2 separate regions of the Homo sapiens genome follow, and region 1 is linked to region 2. Evidence: chromatin contacts called from ENCODE Hi-C or POLR2A ChIA-PET data. All regions are on one chromosome and are shown on one strand. Each heading gives the region's core, a stretch centred on a gene start or an enhancer-like site at or near the end of the contact. The rest is flanking DNA. Distances are from core to core; before and after follow the strand shown.

Evidence for each region. A loop is a pair of places that touch in the nucleus more often than their neighbours do. ChIA-PET counts read pairs that join two places held with the same protein, here RNA polymerase II (POLR2A). Pooled maps may share reads with other maps.
Region 1: a loop to region 2 is called in a map of IMR-90, with 4 times the contacts of the local background. The contact joins two enhancer-like sites. A Hi-C loop is called at or near these places in 4 of 168 maps with a recorded cell type or tissue (IMR-90, OCI-LY7, endothelial cell of umbilical vein and 1 more), 10 of 37 single-sample maps with no recorded cell type and 11 of 50 pooled maps. POLR2A ChIA-PET finds 5 or more read pairs at or near these places in 1 of 52 experiments (OCI-LY7).

What each region holds. Positions count from the first base shown.
Region 1 is chr13:33,124,665-33,128,709 of GRCh38, reverse strand. STARD13 (StAR related lipid transfer domain containing 13) reads left to right here. Exons shown (of 14, transcript NM_178006.4): 6 at 1,164-1,337; 7 at 2,470-2,629. Among named protein-coding and RNA genes, the nearest start is that of KL, 110 kb to the right of the region's middle. Within about 2 kb of position 2,334, at least 25 of the 41 ENCODE cell types and tissues checked have a DNase peak (open chromatin) inside an H3K27ac peak, as active enhancers do.
Region 2 is chr13:33,726,378-33,730,555 of GRCh38, reverse strand. No RefSeq gene overlaps it. Among named protein-coding and RNA genes, the nearest start is that of RFC3, 90 kb to the left of the region's middle. Within about 2 kb of position 1,860, at least 10 of the 41 ENCODE cell types and tissues checked have a DNase peak (open chromatin) inside an H3K27ac peak, as active enhancers do.

The DNA.
Region 1 (4,045 bases), core at 1,085-3,584, 600 kb after region 2:
ATTTTGTTCCTAGTTTTATCCAAAAATATTTTGAGCTTCTTATGTGCAAAGCGTTATACTGGGCACCATAGGCAGGGAATCCTGGATAACCAATACCCAGTTCCTAGGCACCGACTCTTCCCCTGACCTTCCTGTGATGCGTTCATCAAAATGTCTCTTCCCCAAATTTTACACTTTTTTTGCTCCTATAAGAAATTTCTGAGGCCTAAGATGTGTACTCTGCAAGTTTGTTTTTGCTTTAAAGTGCCAATTACAAAGTACATCAAAGCTGACCTACAAAGACCGTTTCAGAAGCACCATAGAAAAATGGCCCTGTGCTGCTGGGTTTCTGGTTGAGGCAAGGGTGTGTCTTGTGGTTCAGTGATGTGTCACCTCTGTACCTCTCATCTTCGGGCTCCATCTCAATACTGAGCAAGATATAGAGTGTAGACACATGGAAGACAATGAGAAAATTTTCTACAGCCCTAGACATTCGACAGCTCTCTCCCTCTCTCTCTCTCTGTTTCTTGCTCCCTGTCTGTATCTCTCTCTCTTTCTCTCTTTGTCTTTATCGCTCTACCTCTGTCTGTCCTCTGTCTATATTGCTCTATCTCTGTCTTCCCTCTCTCTGTCTCTTGCTCTGTCTCTATCTTTCTGTCTCTGTCTGTCTCTCCATCCTCTGCCTCTGTATCTCTTTTTGTCTCATCTCTCCATCTCTCCATCTACATCTGTCTCTCTCTTTTCTATCTCTCTGCTCTCTCTGCTTCTGTCTATATCTCCCTGTCTCCGTCTCTTTCCTCTCTTTCCGTTTCTCTCTCTCCCTCTGTTTCTCTCTCTCTCTCTCTCACATACACACACACACACACTCACTCACACACACACTGTCTCAGCTTGCTCTCAACACTTTGGGAACAAATTTGGAATAAACAAACATAATATTTCCTCTATCACTTATTTAAACCCCCTAATAAAATGGATAATAAGACTTTTTCCAGATTTATCTGACTTGGAAAAATCATGTCCTATGTTTATTCTGCACACTTGTGTCTTCTGTTCCATTTGCTTTGCGATTTTCTTTGCTCGGCTGCTATCTTGATTAGCTGCGTGTACCTTGGTGATGTCCCGTGTTTCCCGCTACCAAGTCCACTTTGTGACTGGCTTCTCTGATGGTCTCTCTGGTAAAGGCGACTCCGATGGAACAGTTTCCAGCTGTCGCACCAGCCCCGGCCGGCCCCAGCATCGCCCCACATCAGCAGCCAGACGGCCAGCCAGCTGAGCCTGCTCCAGCGCTTCTCACTGCTCCGCCTCACGGCCATCATGGAGAAGCACTCCATGTCCAACAAGCACGGCTGGACATGGTGCGTAGCACATTCACCTAGGAGGGGATCCTTGGCTCTAGAGCTAAGTGTGTGATTGCAGAAGCTTCCATGTTTACTTTGTGATATCTGAAAAACCCATTCATTGCCTTCACTGATGATCTCCTGGACATAAGGCATGAGCTCTGCCGTAGCCTCGATGCAGTGGACCCTACAGGAAACATTGCTCTATTTGTAGTTCTCAGTTGGTTTCCAGGGAAGGCAGTCAGGCTCCAAGAAAGGAAAAAGAGACAAGTAAAGGGTGATTAATTGTGAACAGAGGAAATAAAAATAAACTTGCCATAAAATAATCCTGGCAGTTTGCACAGAAACAGCTGTCACTTGTACCTTCTGGCCTGATGCAAAGCTTACCACTTAGAGCATTGATTCATTCAAAGAGCATTTAATTCTTCAAATACATTTCTGCTTTTATTTCATTGGCAAATAGAAACAAGAATATGCAGTAAACCTTGTAATAAGGAATTGACAGAAGCATGTTAGAACTTGAATGTGGACCTATTGTAGATGATTTGGTGGGTTTGAAAAAATACAAAATGTGTCAGTAATTGTTCTATGTTTTATATTATACATATTTAAAAAATCAATGGTGCTTTTATGAAATATTTTAGAAGGTTATAAATTCATGGTCAAATCAATATATGCTTCTGTATTAAAATGTCCTTTGAAAACTACAACTGGCTCTAGAAAAGTAAGATAGAGCCAAGAAATATTGTTCTTCTTTTCTCCCTTCCTTTTCCTCCAACCCCAGCCAGATTTCTTCTTCCTCTTGTAATTTTTAATTTGTTTTGTTTTGTTGGGGACTTTTAAGTGTTCAGCACTTGAGAAATAAGTCTATCACAGTTAAATTGGAAAGTTGTCCACTTGACCTGAAAACAGAGCTACAAATACATTCTGGGAACGTGACTCATGCTGTTTAGTAGCTAGAGATAGCAAGCAGGCAAGGGCCACACAGAGCACAGCAGTGTCCTGTGATTAATGCAGAGAGAATGTTGAATTCACCCCGCATCTGTTGGGTATTCCAACAAAAGCCTGGCTTCCCTCATGCTTGCTTCCAGAGCCTCACCCCACAGTGTGACCCAGGAGGCTTGCATGACCTGGTTTCTGTAAATTCTAGGTCAGTTCCAAAGTTCATGAAGAGGATGAAAGTTCCCGACTACAAAGACAAGGCTGTCTTTGGCGTTCCTCTCATAGTCCACGTCCAAAGAACGGGACAGCCCCTGCCTCAAAGTATTCAGCAAGCACTGAGATATCTACGCAGCAACTGCCTCGATCAGGTAGGGCTGTAACCCCCCCGCTGCTGCCCCACCACCCCCAACCATGGGATTGGATTGAGGGGATGTCAGACTGAGTCAGATCTGCCCAATATCAGGCAAGACATGCCTCACCAAAAATAAAAGGCATTGTGACCTTTATGTAGCAATATTTAATTTGAACAAGACATGTCCTATTTGAGGATGTTTCCTCATTGGCAACTTAAATGATGACCTGGAGTGACTGGGGAAAGTTGACGTTAACAGTTTGTTCCTGGGATGTCTAATTTGCAATCCCTAAAAACTAGAGTTAAGCTATGTACTGTACTGCATTTCCTTTGTAACTATTATTTCAGTGCCACCATTGATTTCACACTGTTCTTTTATCCCTATTATTTTTGAAAAAGAATTAGGTTTTTCATGCCTCCTTTTATTAATTCTTTTTTTTTCCTTTGAAGCAGCATCATGACCAGGAAAACTTAAACCAAACACAGATTTATTTACATCTTTTAAAAATGTGCAAGTAAAATATGAACAAAAGTATCAGCTAAGTCAAATATCCCCTCATTTTATAGAGTTGATTCAATGCTGAAGCTAAACAAAATATTCAGAGATTTGCTGCCTCCGAGACTTTTGGGGCCCACCATAATGGTGGACTGTGATTAAATCCAGAGTGCTGTCCGTCCTGTACTTTACAAAACAAAGGCTTTGCTCCTCCAAATTAACACCCATTAGCTTCTTAGACATTCTGTCCAAAATAAAAGTTGTGTTCTTAATTGATAAATTGCAGCCCTGAATAGTGGGTATATTTCCAGGCAGCTATTCTGTAATAGTCCCTGTTCATCATACTTTTTGATGCCATGCAGAGAATCTGTACCAACCTAAGATTATTTGTACTTTTTATTGATTTACCCTGGTCCTTGGGCTCAGTGGGCAGGAATGAGCTGGCTAGTGATGCTTGTAGAGACCCCAATACTGAGACCACACTTAGAATCAGGCTGGTCTCTTGGTGAACCAGAAATCAATTTTCAGTGCAGAAAAATAGCAGTAACTTCTTCATTTGAAGTTGTCTTTGACTGAACTGAATGTGTGTTCCCCTTTGTCCCTCCTCATTTTTAATTTAGAGAATCTGCACATAACATTTTTCCATATTTGTATGTCATCGCAGAGGGTGGGATGGCTGCTGTCATTGTTGTGAGGATGGCTGTTTAGTTTTGAGAAATGGCCTTAATAGCTTGCCTCTTATTCCCCAGAAATAAGGGTGACAGGCTACTTTTCTAGGGTTCTCTTCTTTGACAGATGCCCCAGCATGAATTGACTTGTGAATCACATCCCAATAGAGTCAGCCAATGAATCTCGTTACTTAAGCAAACATTTTAATTTTTTTAATCTTAGAGGTTTTACTAAGAATACACATTATTCAAAGTTAATGTCCATAGC
Region 2 (4,178 bases), core at 611-3,110:
GGCTGTGGGACCTTGGGCAGGTTTATTTAAGCTCTCTGAGGCTAAAAGGACTTAAATTTCAGGGTAGAGTAAGGATTTTGTGTCAAGTGCTGACATATCATGCTCAGCAAGCATGAGTTCCCTTCTTTTCGTTCCCTCTCACTTGTTATTTGGCCCATGTTGTAATGGTTCTGCATCATTTCCTTCCCCACCTTCTACCCCCCACTGCTCCCCTCTTCACCCTCAAGTATCTCACACCCTTTGTGACAGAGGAAGTTCTTATTTCTATGTTTCTAGTGAAGCACTCTGTGTGTGTTAACATGTCTCTCTCTAGAAAATAGTTGGTGACCTTGCCTCCCTGCTCCATTATCCTAGCTGGGAAAATGTACTGATGCCCAACTCATTCATGTCAGTACATTTCAGCTAGCACTGATTGTTGCCTGCACCCCATGCTAGAAATGCTGAGAAATTCCACTGAAGTGTATGATATGATTCTTTTTGTCAAGAGCAGTCTCTTTCAGAAAGACAAATACTGTTCATAACATTCTTGCTACTTCCATTCCCACTACTTCGGCAGCTCTCCACCATTTATGGAGCACTTAGATACTCTGGGCTAGGCCTCTAGCATATGTGACAGGAAAGTTTTTAGCTCGTGCAAGGTATTGTTATAATGATTCCATTTTACAAATGAGGAAAACTGAAGTTTTTGTTTTGTTTTGTTTTGTTTTTGAGACGGAGTCTCACTCTGTCACCAGGCTGGAGTGCAGTGGCACAATCTCGGCCCACTGCAACCTCTGCCTCCCTGGTTCAAGTGATTCTCCTGCCTCAGCCTCCCAAGTAGCTGGGACTACAGGCGCCTGCCACCACGCCCAGCTAATTTTTGTATGTTTAGTAGAGACGGGGTTTCACCATGTTGGCCAGGATGGTCTCAATCTCTTGACCTCATGATCCACCTGCCTCGGCCTCCCAAAGTGCTAGGATTACAGGCATGAGCCACCGCTCCCGGCTGAAAACTGAAGTTTTAAGAGGTTAGGCAAACTGCTCAGAATTGCACAGCTCATAAGTATCTAAACTGGAGTCTGAATTTTGATCCATTTGACACCGAAGCCCTTAACCTTTCCATTTCTCAATAGAACAAAAAACAAATGAAATGTCATCTCGACACTTTACAATTTAGACAATATGCCATTTATATAGATTGTTTAAAACTTTTCATTAGAAAACAAAACAAAATCAATTTATGAAAGGGTAGACTTGACTCTTATCATGGGTCCAGATAAATGGTTCACCATTAATAAAGTCAAAGTGTGCACTCACTGAGCCGACATTCAGTACTAGGAGTACTTGCATAGCCTAGCAGGATTTTGGTCAGGACATTTTTTATGGGTGATTGTCTAAGATGGGCAATGTGTTCTACCACTTATTAAACTAGAAATGCTCCCCAAGGATTAGATTATAGATTTCCAGAGTCTCTTCTCTCCTCAGCATTGACTGTTTAAAGCAAATTTTCACTTAAATGCCCTTGAAGTCAAGTTGGACAGATTCAGTCCTGCCATATTCCAATAGCTCCATGTTCCCTCGACATGAACTCTCAGCTTTACAAGTACAAACAGGTGCTCAGGGTTCAAAATGACAGAGTTCACCGCAGTTTCCCAATAGCACATTATTCGTTTTCAGTTCCTGTTTCTAGCACTGAAATGGCACAGCCTTTAGCATGATTTAAACTGCCTGCTTAGAACCTAGCTGAATAATATTTGACTTTCAGCACTGCTGAAAGGATACTTAAAGCACAGACCTGGCATCTGTGTCATCTTCTGCAAATCAAGGTTGATTAATAACAAAATCACCTCGCCCTGGCATCCTGCCTTTCATCTGAGCAAGACTGAAGCTATTCCTGGAAAAAATCCAGCTTTCTTTTGCTACAGTCCTGAGACATGCCAACTGACACAGCAGGGGCAGGAAGGAAGGTCAAAGTTAGCATTTGAGTTTGGGCTGTGGGGAGGGAGGAGACAAGATGGCAACTGGTCCTTAAGAAACCCAGTGTGAAGGTTCTGTACGGTCAGGGCCCAGGGCTGACATCATGGGTGGGGCCACCATCATGCTTTCTCTGTCCAGCCAAGCTGGCACCCTTTTTATGGGCGAGCCTTCCTTCTGGAAATTGTTGATGTCATTAGTGGGTGTGGTTTCAGGCACTTTTCCCGCCTTTCTCCTGAAAACAAGTAGGTTATTCTTCTACATGAGAGAGTTCAATCTGTGCTCCATGGAAACTTGCCATGGCTCTAAGGACTTTTGAAAATGTGGAGTTTAGACTACGGGAATTTTTGTAGAGGAATTTTTTTCCTTCACAATTTACATTAAGAGGAAAAATATTCTGTCACTACTTTCTCCTAATTTTCACCTCACTGTGTCTTACAGCATTGCTGCCTACCTAAGAACACTGCAAGAATGTGCTAGAAAGTAGTAAAACCCATGCAAAGAAGATGCTTTGTGTTGTACTTGACATATATTGGACTCACTTGTATTGCAGTGCTTTCAACTAAATGTTTTCCTTCATGGCTCTTATCATATTTGTATCCATCTGGCCATTTGTGTAGTTTTTAATATTTTTCTGCCCCACCAATCTGTAAGTCCTGTGCCAGCAGGGCCCGTACCTATCAAGGTCACACTGTACAGTTCTAACAGTGATTGTGGTTTGTGGCATGTGATTATGTATGTGCATTTCATATGGGTATATGAAAACTCTATCCTTCAACCCCCAACCCCTCCACAGGCTCAGAACTTTACAACTTGGTTAAGAGTATGAAAAAATATTTAAATCTGGAAAGTTCAATCTTTCAAAAACATTGAAAACTTTTTTAAAAATTGCCTTTAGATACCGAAATTTAAAAAGTTTAAACCCACCTTTTGACCAAGAAAGAGGAGGTTGGCTTTTCTTGAGCAGACTTACTGATGATCTTGATATAACTAGAAGCGATCTGAGCATTCCAAAGGATGTTATAGATAAATTTACTATGAGGCAATAGAGAATTTAAGGCTGGCTACCATCTCCTTGATTTGCATGGTTTTACTTTCAGAACTCCAGCCAGTTGTTGAGTCAGATATCTGTATTATAGTTATAGTTAAATCACCACTTCATCCAAGAGTGGGTGGCATGTTCCTCCTCAAAATAGAAGAAGCAAACATCAAACTCTATCAAAATGCACAAGTGAACTACTTTACTTAAATATAGTTCGGATGGTTTACAGAATTAGAGATTTCAGGCAATGGAAAATCATACTATAAAACTTAGTAAGACAGAGGATAACATTGTTTCTGTTAGAAGTCTGCTATGTTCTAAAAACTTGCAAATGGCAAACTTACTGCTGTGTCCTCATGGAACCTTTTATATGTATATTCTCATTTACTCCTCAGGTCAACTGTTTAAGATGGGGACTATTAATCATATATTTTCAAGGGAAGAGCCAGGTCTCAGAGAAGTGAAATAACTTAGACTATGGAGCTAGTGTGAAAAGCTCTAATGGAAACACATAATGGCTTAACAGGGGTGATTATATTGACTTTAATTCCTTTCTGTCATTTTGTCTTCTTGTTTATCACATATATAACACTTCAGCGTATAAATAAGAAAAAAAAACCTAGTTCTGAAAATTGCCTCTAAAAGCATAATGTTGAAGATTTGGGAAAATAAAACATAGTAGTTAACGTAAAATAGGCACTTGGAAGCAAGAGGTTGCAATTCTAACTCTAAAACGTTTTTCCTATGTGACACTGTCAGAACCAAGTTAGGACAGGGCTGTGTTATTACATCCATTTTGTGGTTATCCAACTTCGGTGATTTTTTTTTTTTTTTTTGACAGAGTCTCGCTCTGTCACCCAGGCTGGAACGCAGTGGTGCAATCTCAGCTCACTGCAACCTCCACCTCCCAGGTTCAAGTTATGTTACCATCTATTAGGGACTAAATTGTGTCCCCTCTAAAATTCCATGTGTTGAAGCACTAACCCTAGGGTGACCATATATGGACATAAGCTTTTCAAAGTAATTAAGGTTAAATGAAATCATAAGGGTGGGGTCCTAATCTGATAAGACTGGTGCCCTTATAAGAAGAAGAGACACCAGCGTTCTCTCTGTCTCTCCATGCTTACAGAAAAAAGACCATGTAAGGACATAGCAAGATGGTGACCATTTGCAACCAGAAACC